Linked DNA regions of Homo sapiens: regions 2 and 3 are each linked to region 1. A link is a loop called in an ENCODE intact Hi-C map of the cell type or tissue named here. Cell type or tissue: CD4-positive, alpha-beta T cell. All regions are shown on one strand. Links, peaks and the distances in the headings refer to the core of each region. The heading gives the core; the rest is flanking DNA. Region 1 overlaps S1PR3 (sphingosine-1-phosphate receptor 3). Region 2 has its middle 35 kb from the start of SPATA31C2. Region 3 has its middle 160 kb from the start of DAPK1.

Region 1 (10,490 bases), core at 2,821-7,820:
CATAAACAAGAATGAATAGAGGGTAGTGTATCTACCCACACCATGAGAGCAAGAATATTCAGCATGCAGGTGCATCTATGTGCATGACTCGTACAAGCATCATGGGGAGAGGAAAGCAATGGACACAATTGTATCCTGTAGGGTTTCATTCACGTGAAGGTCAGAAGCAGGCTAAACTCACCTAGGGGAGAGTCCTATCCCAGGTAGTGGTCATGCTTGGGGACAGGTGGTGACTAGGAGGGGCACAAGGAAGGCTGCAGGGTCCGGCCCATCTTGTTGCTGGCCTGGGTGCTGGTCTCACTGATCTCTGTGTGGTGGGGCAGGTCAGCCTCCCAGGCCTGCTGGTGCCTGCAGTGCCCAGCACTCCTGCCGTGCCTGGCAGTGTTAGTACCAATCCGCCAGAGTGACTGACTCCCCTCTTGCCCTGAGTAGGGCTTGCTGACTCCAGGAGCCTCAGGGCGGGGTGGGCTTTGAGCTTTCTTCTAGCAAACTTGAGGTCTGTGGCTGGTACCCCTCAGGAGCGGAGGGGAACTCTTGTCCATGAGATGCTTTTAACCGTGCGCAATAATGTGTAGACGCATCCAAAATCAATCTGGCCTTTAGCCCAGCACTTAACTCTTGGGATGAGGCCTGCTTTGTAAATGTTGATAATCCAGAGAAAATGAGCTTTTAGATTCCAAAGACAGCCAGATATCTTCCACTTATGCAAAATGCAGAGAATCATATTTAACAAAAGATGTTCTGGACAAATATGCTTCTTGAGGGATGAATATTTAATTATAAGGGAAATGATAAATCAAACATTAATGGGAAAATATGTTTGCCCTCAAGATTCATGATTTTGATGGGTCTCTGGCAAATCTTATACTATGTTTATTGGGGTTATTTTATTGCTGGTTATTAGTTTTTAATTGTTTGCTTGTTTTCTGCTCTGATCAATTTTTGTATAAGCCGTGGGTCTATTCACCCTCTTCTCTCCATTCCCGGGAGCAAGTCCACATCTGGCTGTTGGATGCATGGCAAAAGCAAAGGTGTGGAGAAGGTTCAGAGGAGACAGGACATGTATAAAATGGTAGGGTCAGGTTGTCATGGGGGAAACTGAGGCACAGGAGGCAAGCTGAGTTAGTACAAGAACAGTCTGAATCATAACGACATGCCAGTATTACCTAAAAGGATGAGGAACATGGAGCTGTACTTGAATCCCTACGTGAGCTGGGGAAAAGGGGCCTCAGGAATCACTGACATTGGAACCAAGGTTTGTCTGCAGCTTGTCGGTTTCTGGGACAGAAACCCAACATACTGGAGTGGGTATCCCAGCAATCTGTAGGATAAACCAGGACACTGTGGTGTCATGGATAGCTGGCTGTCTGCCAGGTGATGGCCCCTCTGGTTGCAATGTGAGCCGGGCAGGTCATCCATTTGGCAGCATGGTGAGGGCTCTGGCCCCAGTTGCTATGGGAGGGAGGATGCTGGCACAGGGCACTGTTCACAGACTGCCTTTGCTCCATGCCTTTTCCATGAGCATGAGTGGCTGTTCGTGTGGGAAACGGCAGAGCCCTCGCGGTCCCCATCAGCACTGTGCAGTGGTACCGGAGGTGGCAGGAGACAGCCTGATGGCCCAGGTTGTCTTCATACCCGGCTTCATGCCAGGGTGCATGCCGGGCATAGCACATGTGTCCCTGAGAGGCCCCTGATCAGGGGTGGAAACCCAGCAAAGTGAAAATCAGAAATAGTGATTCTCCAGTTCCTGTTCACAGATAAAGAAAGAAAGAAATAATAAGCAATACTAGGCCTGGTGTGGTAGTTCACACCTGTAATCCCAGCACTTTGGGAGGCCAAGGCAGGCAATCACTTGAGGTCAGGAGTTCAAGACCAGCCTGGCCAACATGGTGAAACCCCGTCTCTACTAAAAATACAAATATTAGCCGGGCATGGTGGCGGGCGCCTGTAGTCCCAGCTACTCAGGAGGCTGAGGCAGAAGAATCGCTTGAACCGGGGAGGCGGAGGGTGTGGTGAGCCGGGATCGCACCGCTGCACTCCAGCCTGGGTGACAGAATGAGACTCCATCCCAAAAACAAAACAAAACAAAACAAAAAACAAACAAAAACAACTAAAAGGACAGTATCTTTTTAGCACCCATCAGTGTACAGGATGCTGGGGAGGGTACTGTGAACTTACCCATGGTGAAAGTCCCTGTGTTAATGGATAAGCTCAATGCTCAGAAAATGCTGCTGACTGTGGTATTGCCCCATTTAAAGAGACAGTTTGCAGTACGTTTTCAGAAGTGGCATGCAGCCTCAGAGAAAAGTCACCAGGGGCTGGCATGATTCCAGAAAATGTTACAGAGCAAGTGGAATTTGACTTGAGGCTTGAAGGATGGGCAAGATTTAAATAAAATTCAGAAACGGTAGAGAGGGAGGGGCTGGGGGGAAGGCTGCCCACTGGACTGTCCTGTTTGCCTCCAGGAGAACCTACAGGCAAGACATGGTCTCTTCTCAGGTGAATGGGAAGCCAAGTAGGGCTGGCATGGGTGAGCCACAGCTCGAGGAGGCAGGCCCCGGGCCCTGCGCTGCCTGTCATGGCTCATGAGTGATGGGAGAGATCTGGGCAGGCAACCTCCTCTCATCCTGCATCATCAGCCTGGACTTGGAACTTGGCTGCTTTTTCTTTCTGCAGTTAGCAGAGGGCCTTGGCCAACACATAAGCCTTTCTGCCAGCACTTGGCATTCCAGCTGACCTCGACCCAAGGCCTCTGTGACTTCAGGAGGCGGCAGCTGGGAAGGGTCAGGGCAGTTCCAGGCAGAGCACAGACGTCAGCTCAGACATCCTACCCCCCGCCAACCCCCCGCCCCCGGGGTTTCCAGAGCAACCAACACCACCAAGCTCCAGGACACTGGAAAAAAAATCTTTGCAAAGAAGCAAGGGGCCATCTCAGAAAATCCAGGTCCCCCAAATTGATGTAGGGAGAGGAGGGCTTTGACAGCATTCAGCACTCCAGAGGGTCACGAGGATACAGAAACCATTTGGAGCCACCTCTGCTTCTCAGCCCCACCCAGGCAAGCCCTGGATCTTCAAGGGACTGATTTGTACCTGGGAATAAACTCATGCATGGATGAGATTCAGAGTCAATCACACCCTAAAATGCAGAGCCCATAGTATTGGTGAGTTGTTCATGTGTCTCTGAAGCAAATTTAGGGCTGTGGTTCAAACATCGTAAAAGTTAAAAAAAATTCACTGGATACACACAGTAGGCTCTTTTAAATTAGCCTCATTTGAACTTAATTACATATTTAAATACTCAAATAATAAATGATGGCTGGGTGCGGTGTCTCATGCCTGTAATCCCAGCACTTTGGGAGGCTGAGGCAGGCTGATCACTTGAGGTCAGGAGTTCGAGCCCAGCCTGGCCAACATGGTGAAACCCCGTCTCTACTAAAAATACAAAAATTAGCCATGCATGGTGGCGGGTGCCTGTAATCCCAGCTACTTGGGAGGCTGAGGCAGCAGAAGCACTTGAACCCAGGAGGCAGTGGTTGCAATGAGCCGAGATCGCACCACTGCATTCCAGCCTGGGTGACAGAGCAACACTGTGTCTCAAAAGAAAATTTTTTTTAATAAAAATAAAAAATAAAATAAAATAAGTGAGTCCACTGAAAGCGGTTTCTACCTTGATAGTTGGGTGTGTGGCGTCATCAACATCACAGAAGGCTGATCGATATTACCAGGTGTGGTTGAGTGCAAGTGTTTGAGGTCTCGTGGGGGAAGAGTTTGGAATTCAGAATCCATTGAGGCCTTCACTCACCACTTTCCCTCTCTCGCTGTGTTCCCAAATGTGCCACTTTTCTGTTGGCTCACATGCACCCATGCTCTATTTGATATTCAGGGCTCTGAATTTCAAGCCAGACTCAGTCAGTGTGATTGTCACTGCTTTCCTGTCCTTCCTTTATCATCTGTAGACTTGGGTCCCGTTTTTGCAGGTTGATGTTCTGTCTTCGCTGGGCTCTGGACTCACTGCTCACGAGTGCGGTGTCTGCATGGGCACTGCCCAGACATGCACTGTTGGTCCCTCGATGGCTGCATGGTCAGGCCTCAGGGCTCTCTGCCAGGCCGACCTACAGCCCATACAGACCTGATTTCTGGGCCTGGATCCAGGGGATGCCATCTGGGAAGTGCGGGATCTTCCCACGATGTCACTGTAAAACTCACCAGGGAGGTTTTAGAAATTGAACCGGCATCATTCAGATTCCATCCTGCTTTTTGGTCCTGAGAAAATCCTGCTTTTCCCTGAGTAACTGGGATAATGGGTCACCAGCTCCCATGCCCTAGATGAGGACTAGTTAGCATTTTCTAGTGCCTGGAGATTTCCAGATGGAAGCTGTACTTGGGTCTGTGTATCTTTGTTACAGGATTCAATAATTCATGCACTGAATTTCCCTTCCCGGCAACTCCAGACACCAAATCGCTTCCCATGGTGTCCCCCAATCACTTAGGAATTTAGCCTGTGTCTAAAGACCCTCTCTGCAGCCTGACGTGGCTAGCCATCCCAGTACTTCCACGTTTTTCATGCCTTTCTCCAACAGCGTTGCCGTGGCCCCTTAGGCGGCGATCGTTTTATCAATGGTCGCTCCCTCTTTTTATCTGTTGGCAGGAGCCCTTTTTCAACGCCCTCGCTGGAGTCTGGCCTGCACGCCTTGCTGAATGAAGCCGGAACCTCAGCCCCGCTTCCCTTTGAAATGAATGTTCCTGGGGCGCCCTCTCGTGGATTTTGGAGCTAATCGTCTGTGAATGCCAAGTGATGGCAACTGCCCTCCCGCCGCGTCTCCAGCCGGTGCGGGGGAACGAGACCCTGCGGGAGCATTACCAGTACGTGGGGAAGTTGGCGGGCAGGCTGAAGGAGGCCTCCGAGGGCAGCACGCTCACCACCGTGCTCTTCTTGGTCATCTGCAGCTTCATCGTCTTGGAGAACCTGATGGTTTTGATTGCCATCTGGAAAAACAATAAATTTCACAACCGCATGTACTTTTTCATTGGCAACCTGGCTCTCTGCGACCTGCTGGCCGGCATCGCTTACAAGGTCAACATTCTGATGTCTGGCAAGAAGACGTTCAGCCTGTCTCCCACGGTCTGGTTCCTCAGGGAGGGCAGTATGTTCGTGGCCCTTGGGGCGTCCACCTGCAGCTTACTGGCCATCGCCATCGAGCGGCACTTGACAATGATCAAAATGAGGCCTTACGACGCCAACAAGAGGCACCGCGTCTTCCTCCTGATCGGGATGTGCTGGCTCATTGCCTTCACGCTGGGCGCCCTGCCCATTCTGGGCTGGAACTGCCTGCACAATCTCCCTGACTGCTCTACCATCCTGCCCCTCTACTCCAAGAAGTACATTGCCTTCTGCATCAGCATCTTCACGGCCATCCTGGTGACCATCGTGATCCTCTACGCACGCATCTACTTCCTGGTGAAGTCCAGCAGCCGTAAGGTGGCCAACCACAACAACTCGGAGCGGTCCATGGCACTGCTGCGGACCGTGGTGATTGTGGTGAGCGTGTTCATCGCCTGCTGGTCCCCACTCTTCATCCTCTTCCTCATTGATGTGGCCTGCAGGGTGCAGGCGTGCCCCATCCTCTTCAAGGCTCAGTGGTTCATCGTGTTGGCTGTGCTCAACTCCGCCATGAACCCGGTCATCTACACGCTGGCCAGCAAGGAGATGCGGCGGGCCTTCTTCCGTCTGGTCTGCAACTGCCTGGTCAGGGGACGGGGGGCCCGCGCCTCACCCATCCAGCCTGCGCTCGACCCAAGCAGAAGTAAATCAAGCAGCAGCAACAATAGCAGCCACTCTCCGAAGGTCAAGGAAGACCTGCCCCACACAGCCCCCTCATCCTGCATCATGGACAAGAACGCAGCACTTCAGAATGGGATCTTCTGCAACTGATCGTCTCCATGCGCCCTGCTCTGCGGCTGTGTTCTTATTTATTGCATGCGTCGCTTCCACAGGGGCCCCTCAAGAGCTGTGACTCGGGAGAGCTACCTTACTTTGACCAACAGCCTGCCCAGTGTGGATGTCTCTTACAGAGGGGGCCCAAGGAATCACCACCCCGCTTCAGTGTAAACAACGTGCCTTGTCCACTTTGGGCTCCAGAGTCTTTCAGATGTACTAAGCTGCTGACATCATCCACTGCCTTCTGCTGCATCCTAGACACCCTCCCTGTTGTTCACAGAGAGGGAAGGTCGTGGGCCACACAATGCTGTGTGACCCTCTCCGTGTGCCTCTGAATGGTGTTTTGATGATTTTACACTACATTTCCTGTGCGTAGAATGGATGCTTGTATATTCGTACATCTCTATGTTACACAGAATTTGTGTTGCAGGTGTTTGCCATGTGGTACCTACATAGAATCTCCATACAACACACAGGTAACAGGTTATACAAGTGGATTCAGACTGAACCCCCAGTACAAGGACATTGTTTTGAACTAGGTGGACATGCCATCCCTGGTCTCCTTAGACTGACATGATTCTCATGTTAACCAAGTTTTAAAAGTTCAAATTCCCCAAAAAGGCTTGTCCAAGGCTGGCCCCAGATGTGTGGGTCTGACCCACACCAGCCCTGTGTCCTGTCCTTTCAGTCATTTGTCCCTGCGTAATTTTAATCGTATTCCAAAGCCCAATTATGTGATGGTTTTCAGGTTTCTGCAAATTACAGAAGAGCCAGCCAAGATCACCCAGGAGCTTGTGCCCCCAGATGGGCCAAAGAAAGAGCCTATGAAGGAGAAGCAGAAGCAGACGGCTGGCCTGGCTCACCTTCCCACGCCAGTGGGGCAGGGGTCTGCTTCAGGAAATGGAAGCTGTCCAGGAAATGAGCAGAGATTCACAAGACAGCACTTTGATTCTATGTTGAGTTTGTTTCTATATTAGAAAAGCAGCAAGTCAGTAATCCCCCGTGGCATCACAGCTAAGTAGCTGTGGCCACCGGCAGTTTCACAGCATCCTGAAAGCTGGCACTGATCGTGACTATCAGTGAAAGAAGTTTAATTTTCAGGTTAGAAAATGTGATCTGGCAGTTTATGCATTCTTCAGAGTAATGTAATAATACCTATGTGATGCTGTAATTTTACTTTTCAACATAAGTTGAACCCGTAGCAGTCTGTTTACCTTGTAAAGGGATTACTTAGAAGACATTTTTGTACATGCTCTTCCCCAAGGATTGTACGTATTATACAAATAGATGGAAAGAAAAGTGAACACGTTTGTAGAACTTTCATAAGCACACAGTTGCTGTGTTGAGTTCTCTTTAAAAACAAGGACAAAACCAACCAGCGTTCAAAGGAACCTCCCATCAGAGTCCCCTAAAGTATTTTAGGTTCAGTGAGCATTTGCCTGAATAAAACCTAAAAGAGTAGTCTTAACACATTACTAACTTTTTCTAAGAGAAATTGATTCCTGTTTTGTCATCTGATGCAATTTGCTCTTATAAAGAGACATTTTCATAGGTTCAGAGTAACTCACCTCCATGGGCTGACCAAAGGCTTTTCTAATTTTTGTTACTGATGAGATGAAACCTATTTGTAAGGAGATCTTCCCCAGGAGCATTTCTGTTGCCTTCTTGACATCAATGAAAAGTAGCATATTCTCTTATGAAATAGCATGAGAAAACACAGGGCATTTCTAGGACAGTAAAACGTTAAAGTACTGGATTAAGAAAACAACAACAGGCTGGGCGCAGTGGCTCACACCTGTAATCCCAGCACTTTGGGAGGCTGAGGCGGGTGGATCACCTGAGGTCAGGAGTTTGTGACCAGCCTGGCCAACATAGTGAAATCCTGTTTCTACTAAAAATACAAAAATTAGCTGGATGCGATAGCACGTGCCTGTAGTCCCAGCTACTCGGGAGGCTGAGGCTGGAGAGTTGCTCAAACCCGGGAGGCGGAGATTGCAGTGAGCCAAGATCGCACCGCTGCACTCCAGCCTGGGTGACAGAGCGACCCTCTGTCTCAAAAAATAATAATAATAATAAATAAAACAACAACAAAATGCATCAGAGAGCCAAAACATTCAGTATTGCATTTTCACATAGGTGATGAAATGACTTTGGAACTTTATCTGTGTTATAGTTATGAGTTGCTTTGGGAGACTTGGAGCTCTCTGTAGCTATTGTTCATAACACTTTGCTCCATAACCCTGATGTCCGCAGTATCTAAGTATCTCAGCCTTCATCCATTAACTCTACTAGGGAGCCCACAGCCACCATTTCCACTAGGAGGTATCAATATTTGTGGTATGACATAAGGCTCCCTTGAAATAACAAGACTTTTGAGCAATCTGAATTAAAAATACATCAAAAAAGTAATAGCGCTCATTTGCTAAATGCAAAAAATAATCACCTTTGATACCAATGTGCACCAATATGCCTAACTAGCTAGCCAGCTGGAGATAATTTACCAGGGAATGTTTCAAAGCCCTAACCTTGAAGTTTGGAAACAGGTGGTCTTCTATGCTGCAGAGAAACTATGCATTAGGTCTCTTTTCAATTAGAAACCTTTACTATTTCCAATGTATGTTTGTTAAAAATAATAATAATAAAACCAAAAGCCTTTGTGGAAACCCACTCTTCGTAGTCCATGTGATGGGATTGTTTTATCGTTTTCACCGGGTGCCCTCCCCACTGCAGGGGTGCGCACTGTTGTTGCAGGCTTGCTACCCACCTGTGTTTCTTAGCATTTCAGGAATTAAACCACATTCAGAACCCCAAATAACCTTTCCCCTTTCTTCTTACCCACTATCATAGGTGGTATTTTAATGAAGCGTCTGTGCCTTGGGTGCTATTTACACCAATTTTGGTAGGTCATACTATTTTGAGAATGGTCTTTTGATAGGGAGAAATTTCTAAGACCCATGGTAATAAAAGTGCAGCTCAAAGACATGGGACCTCTTGTCCTGCCCCATTTGCTGTTGTTTATGCAGCAGGAGAGAATAGGTCAGAACCAACCTTTGCACACTAGCTTTCTCCCACACAAACGGTCCATTTTAGCCTCTCTGTCCCACTTGCTATGTAAAGAGGAGGCCAGTGCTCGGCATAACTGTTCTGGTAGCGATGCTTGTTACAACTCATGATGAAATGTCCCAACGCAAGTGAGGACGCAGCTGCCCGCCCCAGAGCTAGAAGGTAAGGTGAGTTCTCTAGGAGTACATCTGCCCGGATGCATTTTCATTCCGCAGCCTTGATGAATGGGACGAGGCTTTGTTGTGACTGTTTTTTAAGCAGTCCCCCAGGGAATCACTGAAAATACCTACTTCTTAGAGAAAAGTTTCAAGCTCCCCTCCTCTCTTTTGTGAGGCAATACAAAATCCATCATCCAAATGAAAGATACTTTTCACAACAGCCTTTATTGCCTGCAGACTTACATGTATAGTCCTTTAAACAATTAACTGTTTAGAAAATGGTTGTTTCTCTCAACCCTTGAGCCAGTTATTCCACGCTGGTAAGACCCTTTCACAGAAATGTAACAAGGTGCATTTTATAGAAAACATCTAATTAAATCACCAGTTTCATGCTTTTAAGTTGTATCTACAAGTGCAAAACTGCAACACCCAAATGTTTTTAGTATCTAAGTCAGATATCCAAAAGTTAGCTCCATAATCAGAAATGCGCACACCACTGTTCTGATAATAAAGGCACATTTTCCAATAACCAATTATAACAAGAAGTGCAGCATTACCTAAATTGGGTGTGTCATCTTCCCCTCCTGGGTCACAGGATGACACCTGGGGATGCGATGCCGTGCCTGCACTTGGCGATCCCAGGAGCACAGAAATGCACCAGACAGATCATGAAGGGCTAATGCTTGGAAACCACACCATTTCCTGACAGAGTGAAGGAATCCCTGTGGATTTATCAAAAGGGAGGAGGGAATTTAAGCTAATTCTCTTCACCTGCTGTATTCTCAAATCTCCAAAACACCAGATAACTTAGGTTTTTTCATTTGTCATAGAACAAAGATTAGAGAACTTGAAATTCGTTTTGCATTTCCACTCCTCAGGGATGTCAAAAAAGCCAGTTCTGTTCCAGCACAAAGTAGAAAGTGGTGAATTGGCAATACGCCAAGACATAGACTGTTACAGTAATTCTTTTTGTTTCACAAAAGTTAATGGAAACAAAACAACTTTCAGATAATATTCATTTGTCAGTATGTATAATTTGCCATCCAAATGCTTTTTAAAAAGTTATTATCTTATTATTACACATTAAATTTACATGGAGTTGTCTCCTAATCCTGGGATTTTAACACCAAATGTTTAATTCTGAATACAAAGAAACATTCACATACTTAATTTTACAATATTCTGGAACAAGTTATATTCAAAAGTCAAATGAACAGAGAACATTCCACTTGCAACCAACACATAGCTGTTAACAAAATTAACCCCATTAATATTTAAAGACGGATTTATCCATTAATGCCTGTTTTAATTGTCACTTGATTTTGATGGTT
Region 2 (10,490 bases), core at 3,108-8,107, 830 kb before region 1:
TAACTGAAACACTAAAATAAAAGATGGGGCTGGACATGGTGGCTATGCTTGTAATCCCAGCACTTTGGGAGGCTGAGGCAAGCCGTTCACTGGAGGTCAGGAGTTTGAGGGGAGCCTGGGTAACATGGCTCATCTCTACTGAAAATACAAAAATTAGCTGGGCATGGTGGCATGCCTGTAATTCCAGCTACTCCAGAGACTGAGGCAGGAGAATCACTTGAACCTGGAAGGTGGAGGTTGCAGTGAGCAGAGATCAAACCACTGCACTCCAGCCTGGGCAGCAGAATGAGACTCCATCTCAAAACAAAAAGCAAAAAAACTAATAAACCTAAAATCAGCTAAAATATATAAAAGAATATTAGAATACCTAGTAAATAAAATTGATAATTTTCTAGGAAAAATAAATGGAAACTATTTAGAAAATATTAACAATTCGAGTATCAAAAAGTAATGAGAGAATGGTTTCAAAAGACTACCCCCATGGGGAGAAAAGAACACAGATGGTTTTACAAATGAAGTCTACAGACCTTTAAGGTTGAGGTAAACCAAAGATATTTAAATGGCTTCCAAAGCACAGGGGGAAAGGGAAACATAAAATTTTTATGTAGTCAGCATAATGCTGACACCAAATTCTGAAGTGGATAGCACTAAGAAATAATCTCATAAGCAATTTGAAGTATAATTACTAATGCAGAAATTCAAAGTAAAATAGTAGGAAATCGAATCCAGCCGCATTTTATATCATGATAAATTGTTTTCATAAGTGGAATACAAGGATGGCTCAATACTGAAAATCTATCAATAAAATTAATCATATTTATAGATAAAATTGGAAAAACATAATCAACTCCATAGATGTTGAAAAAAGATTTGATCAAATTTTGAAATCTATTCCTTAAAACTTCTTAATAAAATGGAAAAATATTTTCCTTATAATTGATGTAAAATCCAATATTATATTTAATGGAGAAGTACTGAAAGGTTACCAATAAGGTAGAAATATGACAAGGATATACACCATTATTTAGTATTGTTCTGGAGACACTAGCTGATAAAATCAGAGGAAGGAAGGGAGGGAAGAAGGTAAAAGAAGAAAACAGAGAAGGACGAATGGAAGGAAATTGAGAAGGTGGTGCAAATATTCTTTTAGTGCTGGAGACACAGTGTATATCAAGGAATCTGAAAGGAATGAACTAGAAAAACACTGGTAAAGAAATTAAGACATTTCAGTAGGGTGGTGGAAATACAATTCATATACAAATATCAAAAGCCTTCCTGTAAAAATATAAATATAGCCCAGATAAAAATTTAGGTGTAAAAAATTAAAATACAGAACATTCAGGGAAAATGATTGTGTTTTAATTTTATAATATCAGTGAGAAAGACTTTCTGATTATAATACAAAGCCTAGAAGTCTAAAAATAAGACACACTTTTTCATAAAATTAAAAAAATGCTGAACACAAAGTTTAAAAGATAAATATAATACGGGAAAATACTGAATGCATGTGACAAAGTATTACTTCCTTAATGTAAGAATAACCTCCAAAAGAGAAATGAAAAGGAAAACCACAGTGAGATCCATCATCTCATCCATTTTATTTTGAAATGTTTAAAAAACTGTTCACACTGTTGGTGGAAGTATGGAGAAACAAGTAATTTCAAATATTTGTTATAGTTTCTATGGAGAGCAATTTGGCAATATCTGTCAAATATTAACATGGATGTGATTTAAGACCCAGAAATTTTGTAACATCTATGCTTTCAGGAGCACAGAGGTGAATATACAGGGGCTCTTAATGCAGCATTATTCATCAGAGCAAAAATGGGTCACAACATAATACTCATCAGCAGAGGAACTTTGAGTAACTTATTGATCCACCAATGAAAAACTATCTATTGATCTTCATCTATCTATTATTGCTATTATTGTTACTCTACTATCATATAATCTTTTTAATCATCTATCTGTCTATCCAATAATAATAAAAATAGTAACAGGCAGCACTTACATACTATTTCCTTTTCTGCAGAGGTAGAAGCTTTCTTGAGAAGTCATTTAGGCTGTGTTCTAGGAGTTGTTCTTAGAAGCCTAACAATTTTTAAATCCCTCCATTAAATCCTTTTCTGTTTAAAATGCCTGGAGCAGTTTTTCTTTGTGCCCTGAACCTTGAAAGATACAACTTTTAAGGGAAAGCAAAAGGTCATTTCTATTGAGTGCTATAATTTATGAACGAAAGACGCTCATATACTGGAATGCACTGTCACTATCTCTGGAAGGATGCAGCAGAAACTTATATCCAAGGTTGCTACTTGAGGGGACGGAGGGGCCTGGACCTGGGGGTAGTAATATTTTCCTTTCACATGGACCCTTTTTTATTTTTAATTTTATAGCATGTATGTACATTACCTATTTAAATAGCTAAATTTGGTAAGGTGACGTATGTAACTGAGCAAACATTTTATAGAAAGTATAAAGCAAAGAAAACATAGCATGAAACAGATAAACAAAGAATCTATTATGAAAAAAAGCATAACCTAAGAAAGCAAATTGTGATCATCATCAGCATCATCCCTGTGAATATGCTGCTCTACAAGAGAACTTTTTTTTTTTTTGAGATGGAGTCTCACTCTGTTGCCCAGGCTGGAGTGCAGTGGCACGATCTTGGCTCACTGCAACCTCCGCCTGCTGGGTTCAAGCGATTCTCCTGCCTCAGCTTCAGCAGCTTGGACTGTAGGTGACCACCACCATACCCCACTAATTTTTGTATTTTTAATAGAGACGAGATTTCTGCCATGTTGAACTCCTAACCTCAGGTGATCCGCCTGCCTTGGCCTCCCAAAGTGTTGGGATTACAGGCATGAGCCACTGTGCCCAGCTACAGGAGAACTGCTGAACTTGAACTGGTAATATAAGTATTAATTTATGATGTATTTTTTTCCTTAAGAAACAAAAATAACTCAACTTAGGTCCTGTTTCTGTCTGCTGATAAATAGAGAACCACTGACCAACCCTGAAGCTAGAAGCAGCCCTTGCCCCAGACTGTGGTCTCTGTGGCCATTGCTCACTTGAATGAACAAGGGCTCCTTGGAAAGATGGCTGATTCCTGGTCAGGGGCAGAAATGACCTGAAACATCTAGCCAACCACATAACAAAGAAGTAAAGTGGCATCCGAAGGCCTCAGGAGCCAACCTAAAAACCTCCCACTGATAAATGGTGGAACAATTTGATGCTCAATAATCACAATTGATTGAAGCACATCAAATATGTTTAAACATATTGGTTTATAATAATACTAAATACATAATAATATTAAATACACCCAACTCCTTTCCCTCTCAAGGAAAAAAAGATAAAGAAAGTACATTGGCTCCTTGGTCACATCTGGAGGATGCTAATGGGGGAATAAATAAGATTTTCAAGCTCTCTTCTCATCTTTCCTTTACAAATTGAAGTAGATAAGGAAAAGTTAGTGTTTCAGATAATTGAAGAGAAAGGCTGATACAATTATAATACCACTATTTTGCAATTTCTACTGAATTAACAGATATAAGCTCTGTGCATCACTGGCTGCTGACATCACTAAAAGAGACAGCCTGGCTGGGCCTGGTGGCTCATGCCTGTAATCCCAGCACTTTGGGAGGCCAAAGTGAAAGGATTCCTTGAGCCTAGGAGTTTGAGACAAGCCTGAGCAATGTAGTGAGACCTTGTCTCTACTGGAAATAAAAAAATAGCCAGCCGTGATGTGCACGCCTATAGTTTCAGCTACTAGAGAGGCTGAGGTGGGAGGATCACTTGAGCCTCAGAGTTTGAGGCTGCAGTGAGCTGTGATTGCACCAGTGCACTCCAGCCTGGGCAACAGAGCAAGGCCCTGTCTCAAAAAAAAAAAAAAAAAAAAAAGAGAGAGAGACAATATTGCCAGACAATAAAAGTCTTCTGATGGAAGAGAGCAGCATCTGTGAGGTGGGACTCCCAAATAACCACACTTGAATCCAATCAAGTTCCTAGTAACAATATTAATCTAGCAGAAATATGAGGAGGAGCAAAGGGAAACATTAAACATGATCAAGAGACAAATCTCACTTTTTAATGTTAATGTAAATATTAATGTAAATCCTTAATATTAATAAATAGAGCTTATTAAGTGCATTATAAAATCATAAACCTCAGACAAGTTTAAGGTCATCTCAGTCACCATGAAGATGGTGTAATATCAGGAAATCAACCAGTATAATTAATCATATTAAAAATCGATTAAAAAAAACTGTATGATCACATAAAAATTCATGCTTAGGCTGGGCGTGGTGGTTCACCCTGTAATCCTAGCACTTTGGGAGGCTGAGGAGGGTGGATCGCCTGAGGTCAGGGGTTCAGGACCAGCCTAGCCAACATGACGAAACCCCGTCTCTACTAGAAATACAAAAATTAGCCAGATGTGGTGGCACATACCTGTAATCCAAGCTACTCGGGAGGCTGAAGCAGGAGAATCCCTTGAACCCAGGAGGTGGTGGTTGCAGTGAGCCGAGATCACGCCACTGCACTCCAGCCTGGGCAACAGAGTGAGACTCTGTCTCAAAACAAACAAAAAAACAAACAAAGCCTCATGCTTGATTAAAGCCATAAGTATAATAGAAACAAAAATATTTCAATAATTCAATAAGACGTGTGTGTGTGTGTGTGTGTATGTATCACTTAGTGATAAAATATGCCATTAAAATCAGGCATATGTGGTTGTGTGTTATCTCCATTACTTAGTTGTATTCTCATTATTAAATTGTTTTGCCTGTTATTAGACAAAATAAAGAAGGTATAAATATAGGACAGAAGGAGGCAAATTATCATTTTTAGATGATATATGCCTGGAAAATCTAAAAGAATCAAAATTTTATCATAAGGAAAAAAGAACTCAGCGAGATGGCTGGAGAATCATCATCATCATAATGACAGCTCACTCTCTCCAGGCATTGTGCTGAGTGTTTCTCACACATGAGCTAGTTTCATTCTCATAACAATCCTGAGAGGCACACATTACTGTTATCCCCATTGTAAAGATGAGGGAACTGAGGCACAAAGAAGCTAGTAATTTGTCCAGGTCAAAAGCTGGTAAGTGGTAGGGCCAATATCCAGAAGCAACGGTGCTCAGAATTTCATATAATAACCACTTTTTTAAATTTCCCATTGATAATAACAACCTAATTAAAAATATGTAGAAATACACATAGCAAGAAATGAAGACCACCTGTATGATTAAAACTTTAAAAGACAAAAATATAAAATGAAAAACTAAAAAAGATGAACAGCAGAGTTGCTGAATTCCTGGTAAACGCTCACCTTCTTGGTTGTCTAGACCAGCGATTTCCAAACCCATGGAGGGAGCCATCAGACCTACCATTTGGATTCAGAGTTTATGCCCCCTTGTCACAAGGGGGCGGCAGGGGCATCTGAGAAATAAGCAGAAATTCCATAATGAGAGCGCCCCCTACACTCAATTATTACTCATGAACTTCTGCCCACATCCAATTAAGTGAATTTATAGGTGTTATTATTAAGTTGAAAGTCTTTTAATTGAGAAGTATCGTAATTATACAGGGAACAACCAAGAAAGTCTTTGGCATTCATGGTAATTTATAGATCATCTCATAATAAAATATTTAAACCAGAGTTTTTAACTTAAACATTACAACCAAAGTGTGCTAATGTTGTTAAACTTTTCTATAAATAGAAATGTCTTAGTAATTTGTTGCCTGGAATATATTTTCAAAAAATGAACAGACGGCCAGGCATGGTGGCTCACGCCTGTTATCCCAGCACTTTGGGAGGCCGAGGCAGGAGGATCACGAGGTCTGGAGACCGAGACCATCCTGGCTAACACGGTGAAACCCCGTCTCTACTAAAAATACAGAAAATTAGCCGGGCGTGATGGCAGGTGCCTGTAGTCCCAGCTACTCAGGAGACTGAGGCAGGAGAATGGCGTGAACCCGGGAGGCAGAGTTTGCAGTGAGCCGAGATCGCACCACTGCACTCCAGTCTGGGCAACAGAGCGAGACTCCGTCTCAACAACAACAACAACAACGAAAAAAGAACAGACAAAAATCTACTCTTTCAAGGCAAATTTTAGATTCTAACAAGGAGAAAAAAATGAACTTTTTTGAAAGAGAGATGAGAAAATTCTGTCATTGTGAAATTTCTTATAACACACTTAAAAATTGAGGAATAGAGTTTTTTTAATGTTTTGAAATCTTCCCAATGAAGAACCCACTTCATAAAACATAAAAAGTAAAACCTCTTCTAATCGATTTGCACGGCCGCCTGAACTGCATCAGGAAAGATGAGCCTGATTCCCTTCAGATCTCTGCAAAGCCAGCAGGTGGACCTGGACTCTGGGATGCACAGCTGGCAAGGGCAGCACAGCCACAGGCTTCTGTCTGGATTCTTGTGTTTCAAAGAAGCCTTTGCAACAGTGATGGAGATAGAAACCAGGCATCAAAATAAACGGAATCTAGAGCCAGAACTTCACAAAAGAATTTGTATCAAAAGATTCAAGCTCAATTTTTCAAAAATAACAATACACATCCAATCACATTACTGTATTAGAATAATGTTTTCTAGTGAAAGTAAAATAAGTTTTTATATCATTAGATATAATGCATTTTTAAATAATGCTTATTTCATCTCCAATTTATCCCTTTTAATTTCTATTTTTGCATATGTTATAATGAACACAGTGTTATAATGTAATGGTATACTTAAAATATTTTAAGGATATATATATATAAACCCATGATAAATATAAACAAACATACTGGGTGCATACTAGCCTATTTAAGAAACTGTTTAGGGCACATGTTAGAATCTGGAGACATCTATGTTGACTTTCCTTACTTAATAATTGATGATCAAATAATCTCCTTTGGCTGCACAGCAGCCAGAAGATTGATTGTTCATAAGTCTTCCCCTGCTGAGACTTTTAAGTGTTACTTGCTGGTTCAGTTGATAAAAACAAAGTAGGCATTTTGCTCACACACACAAACACACACACACACACACACAAAGTCAACATAATCTTTGCTGAGACATTTGCATTTGATAATTTAAAAAATCAAACTAATCTAATCTCAGTTTTCCCAACTAAGATTCTTCTTTTCAATTCTGCATTTATGGGTTATAAAACCAATTTCTTGATAGTTTATTTTTCTGAAAATAATTGGATTCCTATACATGGCCATCTGACATTAGATATTATTATTATTGTTGTTGTTGACATTTTGCCTCTTTGCCTTTGCAGTAGGTCACTAAAGAAGCAGTTCCTTGAAAAACTGAATTTCTATTGTCTCTGTCAGAAAAAAATCATTCATTAGCAGGAGAAGAACAGCAAGAGATCAATCACATAATCTGTAAGTACTTTCTGGAAAGAAACAGTTTAATTTATGGTTCTCAACCTCAGTGACACGCTGCAATCACCAGGGCTCTTTAAAACATCCTGATCCCCTGCTTTCCCTCCAATCCCAGGGGTCTGAGGACATTGGTTTGGACATCGGGGGTTTTCAAAGCTCCCCCAGTTAAATAAATGGGAACAATAGCCTGAGAACCTGTTGACACAACTGTAATCATGGTAGCAAAGGTATTGATGGCTGAAGGGGAAACTGCACCTGTCTGCGTGGGAACAGTCACTGTGGGAGCAGAGGGTCCCACCCACTGCCAATGGCCCCATCTGCCTGGCACCTCTCACTACAAGCATCAGTTTAACTTTGTTCCTACCATGTTTTTCAGTTGTATTTTAAAAATCTTGATTCTAAGTTCTTCCCAGGGTTTAAAACCATTGTTCAGGGTTTGTTTTTTAATGAAATATCATGAAATGCTTTCATGATGTTCCAAAGTCATAAAAAAGGGAACTGTGTGTTAGATACGTACAGATCCTTGTTAATAGAAAAAGAACAAAAGATCTATTGCCTTCATCTTCCTAAAAATAGTAAGCAGTTAAGGCTTTGGAAATGCAGATGGAAATGAGAAAGAAAACATGTGGCTAATGAACACAGGTGCTTTGAATCACTTTAATTTTGGAACAGAATTGAACAGAGGAAGGGGATGCAAAAAAGAATCAGGATCTTGACAAGCTGTGTGATTTATCCACTTTCATGTTTTTAGCTAATAAAGCAAACAATTTAGAAAACTGTCACATTCTTGGAGTCTTATAACTTGGACATTCTTTTAAATTGGATGTCTAGTGAGAAGGTCTAGCATGGCGGATGCTGCGGCTACTGGTCCAGGAAGCACATTTTGAGAACCACTCAGCTAGAAGATTATTGCATTCATCCAGGTGAGAGAAGATGAATCTGAAATAAGGCAATGGTGAAAGAGGCAGGACAAATCTGAGAAATATTTAGGAGTATTATTACAATTCTCCAAAGAAACAGAACAAATAGAATGTGTGTGTGTGTGTGTGTGTGTGTGTAGAGATTTATTATGAGGAATTGGCTCACAGGATTATGGAGGCTGAGAAGACTCATGGTCTACTGCCTGCAAGCTGGAGACTCAGGAAAGTTGATGGTGTACTTCAAAGGCCTGAGGGCGTGAAAGCCAGTGATGTAGATTCGTAGATTCCAGTCTAAGTTTGAGGGCCTGAGAACCTGGAGCACTGAAGGCAGGAAAAAATCAATGGCCCAGCTTCAACAGCCAGGCAGAGTGAATTCAACCCTCTTCCACCTTTTTTGTTCTATTTAGGCCTTCAACAGATTGGACGCTGCCCACCCACATCGGGGAGGGCCACCTGCTTTTCTCAGTCCACGAATTCAAATGCTGCTGTCTTCCAGAAACACCTTCACAGACACATCCATTATATATTAAATACAATGTGTTGCTAAATATCTGGGCATCCTGTGGCCCAATCAAGTTGACACACAGAATTCACCACTACAGGAGTCAGGGTTAAAATGATTGGATGATTATCTTGAGATCAGCGGGTCAGCTCCCAGGTTTTGAAATTGAGTGACACGGTAGGAAATGCCCAAACCAGGTATCTCAGGAAACACAGGATAAGTTTGATGAAGAGAAGACAGAGCTTCTGCTTTGGGCACATAAAGTTAAGATGCAAATCGTGGTTTGGGTTTTTATTGTAGAAACCCAGGCAGCAGTTTGGAAGATTGGTCTGGAGTACTAAAGAGAGATTTATCTAGAGAGAGACTTGACAGTCATTGGCATTTGGGCTGGGTGAATCCACAGATCCTTTAAGGAGAACGATGTGAGAGACTGGGAGAAGGAGAGAAATCTGAACATTCAAGTCACTGAGAACGAAGTGGCAGTGGAGAGAAGAGCAGCAATCACAGAAATGGAGCAATGAGGAAGGAAGGAGGGGATGGCATCTGTGCCAAAAGTCAGCGGGAGGGCATGCAGGAGAAGGATGGGAAGTGTCTACAACTCTCATGATTCTGGGTAAAACTGGAGTCCTGTGTTCTAGTAGTCTCAATAGAGGGAAGAAGGTGGAAGCTAGATTTTAAATGGGGTTGAGCCAGAAGGGAAGTTAGGAGGGAAATGAAACTATTTTTAGAAATTTGGCTATGAAGAAGACTTGAGGTGGATAGCTCTCTATCTTTTAAGGTGAAAATCATGCAATTTTGTTTATATCTCGAGAGAAAGAGGCTGTGAGTGTTGCTGGAGGGCTCGGGAAGGTCTCTGGATGCCAGTGAGACCCCAGCCCCAGCCGGTTTTCCAGGTTCTTGACAGCATCACAAGAACGAATTCAGGGGGGAGTCGAGTCAGAATGAAGCGCAAGGCGAGAAGCTTCCATTGCAAAGCGAAAGTGTGCTCTTGAGAGGAGCGTAGCCATGCCCGTGAGAACAAGTCAGGCACAACGGAGGCTGGGTTTCTTATTTTAGGGATGTTTCTTTCTCTTTCTTTCTTTCTATTTCTTTCTTTCTTTCTTTCTTTCTTTCTTTCTTTCTTTCTTTCTTTCTTTCTTTCTTTCTTTCCTTTCTTTCTTTCTTTCTTCTTTCTTTCTTTCTTTCTGTCTTTTTTTTTTGAGACGGAGTCTCTCTTTCGCCCAGGCTGGAGTTCAGTGGCGCGATCTCGGCTCACTGCAAGCTCCGCCTCCCGGGTTCACGCCATTCTCCTGCCTCAGCCTCCCGAGTAGCGGGGACTACAGGCGCCGGCCACCACACCCGGCTGATATTTTGTATTTTTTAGTAGAGACAGGGTTTCACCGTGTTAGCCAGGATGGTCTCGATCTCCTGACCTCCTGATCTGCCTGCCTCATCCTCCCAAAGTGCTGGGATTACAGGTGTGAGCCACCGCGCCCAGCCCGGATGTTTCTTTAATAAGGGGGTGGAATGCTCATTAGGTATTCTGGAAAAGGAGGGGATTTCAGGGACTCCTCCCCGCTCCTGTTATTGCCTCCTTTCTCCCTTATTTGGGTTTACCTGGAAGAGTCATGGACATGTCACCCTGACCAGGGTTTTGGTCATTTTCTCTGCCTTATTTTGGGCTTTCTCTACCCT
Region 3 (10,490 bases), core at 2,310-7,309, 1.7 Mb before region 1:
CCCCAAAATTACTGCAGCCACAGCCAAAATCATGTGTAGCAGAAGCTTCTTCCAAATGAGCTCAATCAACTTGTAGAACTGGGAAAGATAATAAAATGGTTGTTGTTTTAAGCTGTTAAATTTTAGGGTGGTTTGTTACTAGCATTAGACAGCTGAAATACAAATCCTGTGCAAATCTCCAGCGATAAAGCAGTTGTGTGCATTTGATCCCAAAGGGCATCATTTTAAGCTCATTTGCATCATATAATTGTTTAATTCTTCCTGAGATATAATTGCAAATTATCCAAGTCATGCTTGCAAGTGAATCAAGAAGAAAAAAATCTTAATTTTATTAACTACTGATTTACCCACATCAATCTGATTTACACACCAACCTTTATTTTGATGCTTCCTTGGATGGAAAAATAAATAAATAAAAATAAAGCCCAAGGTCAAAACAGTCAAATAGAAACTAGTAAGTATTTCTTGAGTTACTGCTTCCTACTATCATGGACACTTTGCATGGTGGTGAAAATAGAAGAATCTTTGCCCTCAAAGTTCTCACCATATGACAGATAAGAACAGGCCAGGCTTCAGAGGCTGGCAACTTGACTTTGCCATCACATTGCCTCTCATACACCAGTCTCCATACTCTGAGCACCCACTAGCTAGCTAATTAGCAGTGACTGCTGTCTATTTCCAGGAACATCTATGTGAGTCCTTAGGATTGTATACAGAGACAACCCGAGTGCCCCCCGGCCCTTTCTAGGGTCTCTCTTGCTCAGATTATGAGCGAATGGGAGCCAAGGGATGATTTCAGGGGGAGCTCTGCAGACCCAGTGTTCCAGGTCTTCCATGCCCACCAGCCCTCTGCCCTGGTGCCTGCCACCACTGTCCTGGCCTTCGACTCCAGTCCACGCTGCTAGACTCTCCTGTAGAAGTCAGGCATGGTGGCTCATGCCTGTAATCCCAGCACTTTTGGAGGCTGAGGAGGGTGGATTGCTTGAGCTCAGGAATTCGAGACAAGCCTGGGCAACATGGTGAGACCACATCTCTACTAAAAATACAAAAAATTAGCTGGTGTGGTGGTGCATGCCTGTGGTCCCAGCTACCCTGGAGGCTGAGGTGGGAGGATGGTTTAAGACCAAGGTGCAGTGAACCGAGATCACACCACTGGATTTCAGCCTGGGTCACAGAGCGAGACCTTGTCACACAAAAAAAAGAATCTCCTGCAGACTTCTAACCTTCACGTGCTGTGGGCCTGTGTCCACACCTCCACTTATTTCTCCCAGGCAGCTTGGCCTCTGTCAACCCTTATGTCCACCTTTCAAAGAAAGGTCCCACAGCCCTTTCATTTGGATCCCTTGGAACTCCAATCTTTCCTTTATGCCCCAGGACCTGTCCTCCGCTAAGAGTCACAGCACTCTCAAGTGAGGCTGCAGGACTAGGAGGAGGTGATGTTGGGGTGCCCTGCCCTGGGGGAGGCACAGCCCCACACCGAAGCACACCCATGCTCCCCTCCTTCACCCAGATCCCTGCTGCTTCACCTGCTACACCCACCACTCTTCAGAGGTCCTATTGCTATCTGACATTGTCTTGGGTATTTACCCATTCTAGTTTTTATTGCCTGTCCCCTCTCATGCCCCGTGGAAATGGCGATTGCTTGTCTATTTGTTGTCAGGTATCTCCAACGCATCATGTGGCACATAGTAGATGTTCAATTAGTATAGTCATCCTTTGCTTAAAGATGGTGATACATTCCAAGAAGTGTGTTGCAAGGCAATTTCATCATTGTGTGAACGTCATAGCATGTACTTATGCAAACCTAGATGGCACGGCCTACCACACACCTAGGTTATATGGTACAGTTTATTCCTTCTAGGCTACAAACCTGTACTGCAGGTGACTATGCAGAATACTGTAGGAAACTATAACACGATGGAAGGTATTCATGTATCTAAACATATCTAAGCATAGGAAGGGTATAGTAAAAAATGTGGCATGAAAGATTTTTAAAAAGTGGTACACCTGTATAAGGCAGGCCTGCCTATGAAAACCTTGTGGGACCACCATCATATATTCAGTCCATCATCAACCGAAATGTCCTTAAGGGGCACATGACTGTATATGTTTAATCAATTACTATTTATTCCTCCTTTGTGGTGGATTTTCTTTCAGGAATTCAATGGTTTTATCCTACAGACCATCAGGGGCTCTCTATGCCTATATAGTCTTCCCAGTCTAGTGTAAACCAAGGGAAGTGTCAGGGAATCTTAGTGTCCCTTGACATGCTGGGGCTCCCAGGGCACTCCATGAATAAATAGAAAGCGGTTGTGTCCAGGATATGCAGAGGACTCTGGGGAAAGTATGAATCATCAGGCCCTGATAGTTTGAAAGTGACCTTTCACACCCTGCCAAGACACTGCATTACCGAAGAAGAGGTAATTGATGGCACAAAGCAATAGATGGTGCCCGATAGAATGGATTACAAGAGGATAGACCATAAACCTCAGCCATGATGCCTAACAAGGAATGTTCTCAGAACTCTGTAGGCCCAATCTCAGAACAAGTGAATTAGAATATCTAAATCAAAGGCTAAAATGCGCTTAGAAAATGCTTGCCAAGTGAAATGACATGATTCACTTCGGGTTAAGAACTATTGGCCTAGGCCGGGCATGGTGGCTCACGCCTGTAATCTCAGCACTTTGGGAGGCCAAGGCGGGTGGATCACTTGAGGTCAAGAGTTCGAGACCAGCCTGGCCCGCATGGTGAAACCCCATCTTTACTTAAAATACAAAATTTAGCCAGGTATAGTGGCACATGCCTGTAATCCCAGCTACTTGGGAGGTTGAGGCAGGAGATTGCTTGAACCCTGGAGGTGGAAGTTGCAAAAAAAAAAAAAAAAAGGAAAAAAACTACTGACCTAAAGAAATAAAAATTCCTTTTTGATTAGAAGGGGCTAATATTGTTTTGGTGTAGGTACTGGATTGGCAAGAAGGCTGTCCTGCATAAATTCATGTCTTTACAATAGGCTCCTATTAAAATGCACCAGCTTCTCCCAGTCTCCTTGCCTTTATCTTCTAAGGAGGTTATAATGCAAAACCAAACATCAACCAATCTTAGTTTGGTCAAGTCAGGAAAGAAACAGCAGGAGAGAAATAATACAGAGGCTGCATTATTTGCTTTCCAAGTTATTATCCAAACTATGAAATATTTGCATTTTGGGGACTAATAAAAATAACATAATAAAATGAAGATAATATCTTTAATGCTATCATCTTCCAATAGCTTTGTTATTGAGAAATACTGGTGTGTTTTTCTATTTGCATTTCCAAGTATATACTCACTCAATCTGCCAGAAGCATCCATTTGCCTCTAAGAGGATTTAGAATAATTACATCAGGAATGCACAAAAGGAGTTGATTTTTCTGCTTTGACTACACAAATTGTATTTTTGTGTCTCTAGAAATAGGATCGTTTTGACAATTCTGAAGAATCTAAGTGAAGCTTGGCAATACTGATTCTGCTGCTTTGCTGTAAGTCATAGGATAGAAAGAATGCAAGATGTGCCGGGCATGGTGGCTCATGCCTGTAATCCCAGCAATTTGGGAGGCCAAGGCAGGCAGATCATGAGGTCAGGAGTTCAAGACCAGCCTGGCCAATATGGTGAAACCCCGTATCTACTAAAAATATAAAAATTAGCTGGGCGTGGTGGCGCACACATGTAATCTCAGCTTCTCAGGAGGGTGAGGCAGAAGAATCACTTGAACCCAGGAGGCTGAGGTTGCAGTGAGCCAAGACTGTGCCACTGCACTCCAGCCTGGGCAACAGAGCGAGACTCCATCTCAAAAAAAAAAAAGAAAGAAAGAATGCAAGATGTGATGAAAGGAAAACTTCTGATATACAGAAAGGAGAAGAACCTTCCTCTTCTAGCCCAGATGGAACATGGGAGGGAAGAGAGAAAAACAGAGTGAAGAGGTTGGTTGCCAATGTCTTTGATATCTATCCCTTTCTGCGACCTTAGGGTAAACTTGGAAACTCCCAAGCCTGTCTTTGGGAAGTGGGTCTTTGGTATACCCTCACATCCAACATGGCAGGACTAGCAATGGTGAATAAGATATCTACGTAGACATCCTGAGAAAATGTTACTGGTGCCCCAGAGCCTATGCATGGTCTGCAGAAGATCCACAAACGTGTCCTCAAAGGTTCTGAGATTAGCTGTGCTGACCAAAGATCACAAAGCTATGGGGTCTGTGGAACATGGGGACTCATGACCCCTACCTGACATGCAGCCAGAAGGGACCAGCTGCACACAACAAGCTCCATGCAGAGACCCATAGAAGGCCCAGCCCATCTGCAACTAGCAGATGAAGGACTGGTGCTCAGGGACACAGTATCTCCTCCCACCACCCCAAGGTTATGTCACTTCTTTCATGCAGCCAGATGCCATCTAGCGGGGTGAGGAAAACAGCAAGAAATCTGAAATACTGAGATAGTTGAGAAACAGGCTCTCTCTCTCTCTCCTGGGTTTTTCTCCACCCCCAGCACATGAAAGAATTGTAAGGAAATTTAGATGATTGATAATAAACTATAAAATATAAAATCTGGATTATCATTATATATTTTATGGTGATGGGTAGATTTCCATACTCGCCACAATTACTAGCCTTTCCTAAATTAGGACATTTTCTGGAATGTTCTTCTAATAAAAACTAAGTCATTATCATTATACTTAGATTTTATAACCAAGAATTCCAAAGTCATATTACCAGTCTACTACGCTTTCCCAATGAATCCATCCTGTAAGTCTAATTTCTAAATACACTTGTTGTCCACAAGGTGGCCCTAGAAGCAATAGAATACAGTTCACCTCCAGAGCAGCCCGACCGCTAAAAGGACTCAATCCTTTTTGTTTTCCCATTTATGAGCAATTAACGGAGTGAGAACAGAAAAAAAAAGAGCACAATTAAACATTGTACTAATAAACTGATAACGCGTCTTCAGTGTTTGTTTTTACCAAACAGAGCAGAACTATGAATCATGCGGCCGCGGAACTGCACACCTTGGCTGTGTATGGCACCGAGGCACCTTGCGTTACCTCCGAGGATGTCTGCCAATTTTTTAAACATGCAAAACCATAGTGTCAGTAAAAGAAAAGTTCCCAGAAGACTCGCAATTGTGCAAATGGGGGGGGAAAAAAAACAAACAGGCATCAGCCATCACAAAATTCCAGATTGCCAGATTCCTTGATTGTGGCTTTTAAGCAAAACACAGCCAGCTGCCTGTATTTAACGTTAATTGTTAAGCTCCAAGTCTCAGCCAATCATTTTACTTCTGAGCTGGCGCTGTAACAGCAACACAAATATGAAACTCTCTCCCTGACCCAGTTTAGTGTGGGGGGGAGGGGGGAAGGAGACAATGAATAATTAATTCTGGGATTTGGTCAGCTTTCCTGTGAAGAACACATCGCTAGCTTCCTAAAGCAAAACAACATCTGTGCCTGAAAACTTCTCTTGCGTCTTCAAGATGAGCTGATGGTGTGTTTATAAACCCCGTAAAAATCCACCTCTTATCTCTTCTCCCCACCAAAGAGCCATGTTCGCACTTTAAGGAGTGAGTCTTCTGTTTATGATTGGCTAGAGGGGTGGCCACCTTTCTCATGTGGTCCTCTGCTGAGAACTCACTCGGCTGATGATTTCCCTGTTCTTGACCCTTTGTGTGATTTGAAGGTTTCTCGCTCCTCCCAGATTGCTAACAGCGCCAAGTATCTAGTCTCCTATTTTTCCTCGGGGGATGGATACCTTAGCCTCCTTTCTCGGTCTGGAATGCAAAGAACGCAGCTTCATTTGAGTGAATGGAGAATTCTTTGTAGGCAGAAACGATCTCTCACTCCTCTCTCATATTCCTGTTCAATCTTTCTATCTCATAAACCATAAACGACAGGCAGATGTCTAAAAAAGCATCTGGTTTTTAGAATCCCCCCAGTCACCGGACCTGGGGGGAGGTGTCCTCCTCCAGAGCACACCGAGCAATCTCCCGCAACCAATCTGACTTTTTGAGTCTGGCTTTGAGGTCTTGTTGCCAGAAAAGGGAGTCCTGAATCCAGACCCCAAGAGGGTTCTTGGATCTCACGCAGGAAACAATGTAAGGCGGGTCGCAGAGTGCAGTGAGAAGAGAGAGTTGATTGAAAGATACGCAGTTACAGAGTAGGGATCCTCAGAAAGCAAGAGGAGGAACGCTTCATCTTTGTTTTGTTTTTCTTACATGGGGGTCTTTTCTATGCAAAAGATAAGCTATGTCTCTGTGCAGGTGGGCTGACAGCATGGCAAAATTGCTTATTTTTTGCTGACTCAAAGAAAACTCTCCTAGTCATATAGTGTGTAAATACATCAAATCATACGTGTAATTACCTTAGAAGCATGCATTGTTATGGATATTGGGACATCTGGACATTCCATTGTCATAGGAGTGTGTCCTTGCAGGTATCATCAAGCTGTTTTCTGAACTGTAAACATCTTAGGGCTGTGGGTTGTGACCAGCAAGGAATGTGCCTTATTAGTGTCAAGATGGAGCTGAACTTCAAATGACGTGACTCTGACTCTCCTATGCTCTTGTTTCCCTAACAGTCTGACAAGGTTAACCTTCAAGGACTGCATCAGGAATTGGTCACAGTGCTTAGCAACAGGTTCTCTTCACTCTTGTCATTTACATATAGACGACAGCTAATATTCAAATCCGTGTAGGCAAACCCACAGTTGATTAAATTAAATCTCTTCTCTAGCTTGATTTGCATAACTTGAAATAATCAGAATAGAGAGTGAATGCATAATTGAAAAGAGAAAATACGTACTGCAGCTATTTGAAACTAGATGTCGTTGAATTAAGCTTGTAAATTCTGATAGTACTGAATGTACAACTGTTCTAGGCTAACTTTACATTTGAAATGTTAAGAAATGTGAGTTGTGAACTGGAAAGTTAATTAACAAACAAAATCTTAGAATATTGCACTTTGTTATGGCAGCCCTAGAAATAAACAAAATTTAAGAGAAAAAAGAAATTTTTTGACTAACAATAACAACATTTTAAGTTGTTTTTTTTTTTTTTTTTTTGAGACGGAGTTTTGCCCAGGCTAGAGAGCAGTGGCGCAATCTCCACTCACTGCAACCTCCGCCTTCCGGTTTCAAGCAAGTCTCCTGCCTCAGCCTCCAAAGTCACTGGGATTACAGGCACCCGCCACCACGCCCAGCTAATTTTTTTGTATTTTTAGTAGAGACCAGGTTTCACCATGTTGGTCAGGCTGGTCTCAAACTGCTGACCTTGTGATCCACCCACCTGGGTCTCCCAAAGTGCTGGGATTACAGGCATGAGCCACCATGCCCGGCCCCAACATTTTAAATTTTTTAAGAGAAAAACTGTCGAGCAAATGACCTGAATAGTTTGCTGGCACTATTTTACAAGAAAACAGAAGCAGTTCCTGCATACCATGTTCTATTCTAACTCTTGCAAGGAAAAGAATTTAGCCAGTGTTTCCTTTATTTTAGAGCAAAATCTACTCACTGTAAGATCTTCCCCATTACTGCACCCAGACTCCCAGTTCTCTTTCTTTATGGCCCATATAGGACCCTCACACCTCCACCCACTACCCGCATTGCCTTTATGAAAAAGCAGACCCTGATCTGGCTGGGCTCAGTGGCTCACGCCTGTAATCCCAGCACTTTGGAAGGCCAAGGCAGCCAGATCAGGAGGCCAAGAGAGCGAGACTACCCTGGCCAACATGGTGAAACCTCCACTAAAAATACAAAAATTAGCCGGGCATGGTGGCTCAAGCCTGTAGTCCAAGCTCCTCGGGAGGCTGAGGCAGGAGAATCGCTTGAACCCAGGAGGCAGAGGTTGCAGTGAGCCGAGATTGTGCCACTGCCTGCCAGCCTAGTGACAGAGCAAGATTCCATCTCAAAAAAAAAAAAAAAGCAAAGCCTGAAGAAACAAAAATCCACCATGCACCGCAAAGACAGAGAGACCCTGCTGCTAAGCAATGTCACTTTGTAGACCAGGCACAAGCAGTCCTTCATTTTGTTAATTTCACCTTGCCTTGCTGTTCCCATCACCTGGGGTATCAAAAAGAGAAAGGAAAAAAGCAAGTGGGCGTGGCAACAATAACTTGGATCCCTAGAGTATACACCTCCCACCCCCTCACCCCCAATACTTCCCATTTAATTCTCAAAAGCAGAGGCAGCACCAGGCCTAGGCCATGCACCCCGGCTCTAGCAAAAGCAGAAAGCACTACAGATGAGGTCAATCTGAGAGGCAGTCTTCATCCCGGCCTCAGGCATGGTTATAAAATGTTTGCAATTTGGAAAACGTGGATCACTGATGTGTAGCAAGGGCAATAAATGCTTTTCTCCCACAGTTGTTGTGGAGCTCCATTCTCCCAGCCAACCCTGAGCAGACTTGCTCCTTCCCTAGGATGACAGTATTCTTTCGTCACAGAATGTCTATAAGAATGAATGTGCAGAGTACATTTTTTAAGGTAAATGCCCTAAATGTGTGGTTGAAATCAACATTTTCAAGCTGTCAAAAATAAGAGATAAGTTGTTCAAGTTTAAGAGTAAACAAGGATTTATAACAACATTAGTGAGAACTTCCTTTCTATTGCCTTACATTAAGTCAAACAGTGATCATTTTATTCAATATCCACCTCACTTAAGGAGATAGGAATGATTGCTCCTTCTTTTTTACAGATGAGAAAACTGAGACTTCATCAGGTGAAGCAACTTGTCCAAGGACATGCCACTAGAAAGAAGTGACCTATGATTCAAGCCCAGGCAATCTATTACAGAAAGCCCCACTCTTCACTGCCCCACTGTGCTGTCTTCCAAAGAGCATGAATAACTAGACTGGATATTTACAGACTGTTTTTCTTTAACAGGCAAGATGGACAAAACTGTTCAGAAGTGGTTGTTTGTGCCTATCTAAAGGACTTCCTGCCCTAGCAACATTTGGTCCACATCCCTAAGCTCTTCTTTGCTTTGACTCAATTTATCTTCCAAAGCCGAAGTCACAACAGGATGATCTTCCTTCAGAGAACCCCCAGAAAGTTGTGTTTTCATCAGCCAGAAATTCCAGAGAACTTGGGGGGAAAATCCCGAGGATTTCAGAACAAACTAAGCAGCTAAAGCAGAGATTCCGGGAGACCTTTCTGACAAACAAGCGTGAGGTGTTTGCTTCTCTGCCCTGTGTTGCTTGAAGAGAATGCTGTGCCTGGCTCTTTTAACTCTAAGAACCAAGGACTCAATAAGTTGATGTGAGTGAGGGAGGCCATTGCAGGACACCAGAGAACAGCCATACTCATGAAGAGAGAGAAACCCAGATATATCCTAGAGACAGCAGATGTCTGCAGACTGTTTCCTCCTCCTGAGAAGTCCCTGGGCACCTCCCAGCCTCCCTTGCAGCTTGGTTCAGATCATGTAACTGAGTTCTAGCCAATTCCAGTCCTGATCCTTAGAAACATCCCTTCAGCTCCTGCTTCCCAGTCTTAACATCTTGGGCACCAACCATTCCAGGTGGTGTAGCTACAAGAAGGAGGCAGCCCTACTCATATTGGAATTTGCATAAGAAACAGATAAATCTTGATTATGTTAAGCCACTGAGATTTCAGGATGAATTTGTTACAGGAGCATAATCTAATCTATCCTGACTTCAGCGCAGGGCAAATTAATCACCTAGAAGGTTATTGAAAAATATATTTCCATTCTATTATAAAGATGCATGCACGCATATGTTCATTGCAACACTATTCACAATAGCAAAGACATGGAATCAACGTGAATGTCCATCAATGATAGACTGGATAAAGGAAATGTGGTACATATACACCATGGAATACTATGCAGCCATAAAAGGGAACAAGATCATGTCCTTTGCAGGGACATAGAGCTGGAAGTCGTTATTCTCAGCAAACTAACACAGGAACAGAAAACCAAACACCACATGTTCTCACTTGTAAGTGGGAGCTAAATGATGAGAACACATGGACACATTGTGGGGAACAATACAAATTAGGACCTGTGGTCAGGGAGGGAGAACATCAGGAAGAATGGTTATTGGCTGCTGGGCTTAATACCTAGGTGATGGGTTGACCTGTGCAGCCAACCACCATAGCACACGTTTACCTATGTAACAGACCTGCACATCCTGCACATGTACACTGGAACTTAAAAGTTAAAGAAAATAAGAAATAAAAATTTTTTAAAAAAGAAAGGTACTTAAATATATATAGAGAGAGATAGATTTCTAGATTGTCCTCCCTGATGAATTTCTTGGGGCACAAGAATGAGGGAACAGGCTGAATTTGAGGCAGGTACCCTAGGGCTGGTGTATGAGGTACAAAAGAAAAAGAAAAAATATCTAAGAAAGAAGCTGTATGATTTTTGTGATGGTTTGGAGGAGGCACTGGAGAAAGAGAAAAAGAAAGGAAAAAGAAAGAAAGAAAGAAAGAAAGAAAGAAAGAAAGA

The links. Hi-C counts contacts between places; a loop is a spot of excess contacts. Peaks named below come from ENCODE experiments on the same cell type or tissue, not always from the same donor. Only the 100,000 strongest peaks of a DNase experiment are listed, where the experiment ranks them.
Region 2: a loop joins it to region 1, with 8 times the contacts of the local background. A loop is called at or near these places in 9 of 110 quality-filtered maps.
Region 3: a loop joins it to region 1, with 13 times the contacts of the local background. A loop is called at or near these places in 2 of 110 quality-filtered maps.

The regions. Positions count from the first base shown.
Region 1 is chr9:88,996,406-89,006,895 of GRCh38, forward strand. It overlaps S1PR3 (sphingosine-1-phosphate receptor 3), which reads left to right. Exons shown (of 2, transcript NM_005226.4): 2 at 4,649-8,750. The coding sequence starts at 4,796. The coding sequence ends at 5,932. It overlaps SHC3 (SHC adaptor protein 3), which reads right to left. Exons shown (of 12, transcript NM_016848.6): 12 at 9,366-10,490. Among named protein-coding and RNA genes, the nearest start is that of S1PR3, 10 kb to the left of the region's middle. RefSeq lists enhancers at 2,141-2,642, 2,643-3,142. In CD4-positive, alpha-beta T cell, for the core only: a CTCF peak has its summit at 4,730 (motif pointing left); a DNase peak (open chromatin) is centred at 4,746; H3K27me3 peaks cover 767 bases.
Region 2 is chr9:88,168,147-88,178,636 of GRCh38, forward strand. No RefSeq gene overlaps it. Among named protein-coding and RNA genes, the nearest start is that of SPATA31C2, 35 kb to the left of the region's middle. In CD4-positive, alpha-beta T cell, for the core only: CTCF peaks have their summits at 5,461 (motif pointing right) and 5,676; a DNase peak (open chromatin) is centred at 5,445.
Region 3 is chr9:87,332,219-87,342,708 of GRCh38, forward strand. No RefSeq gene overlaps it. Among named protein-coding and RNA genes, the nearest start is that of DAPK1, 160 kb to the right of the region's middle. RefSeq lists a silencer at 4,250-4,419. In CD4-positive, alpha-beta T cell, for the core only: a CTCF peak has its summit at 4,854 (motif pointing right); a DNase peak (open chromatin) is centred at 4,833; H3K4me3 peaks cover 591 bases; H3K27me3 peaks cover 1,749 bases.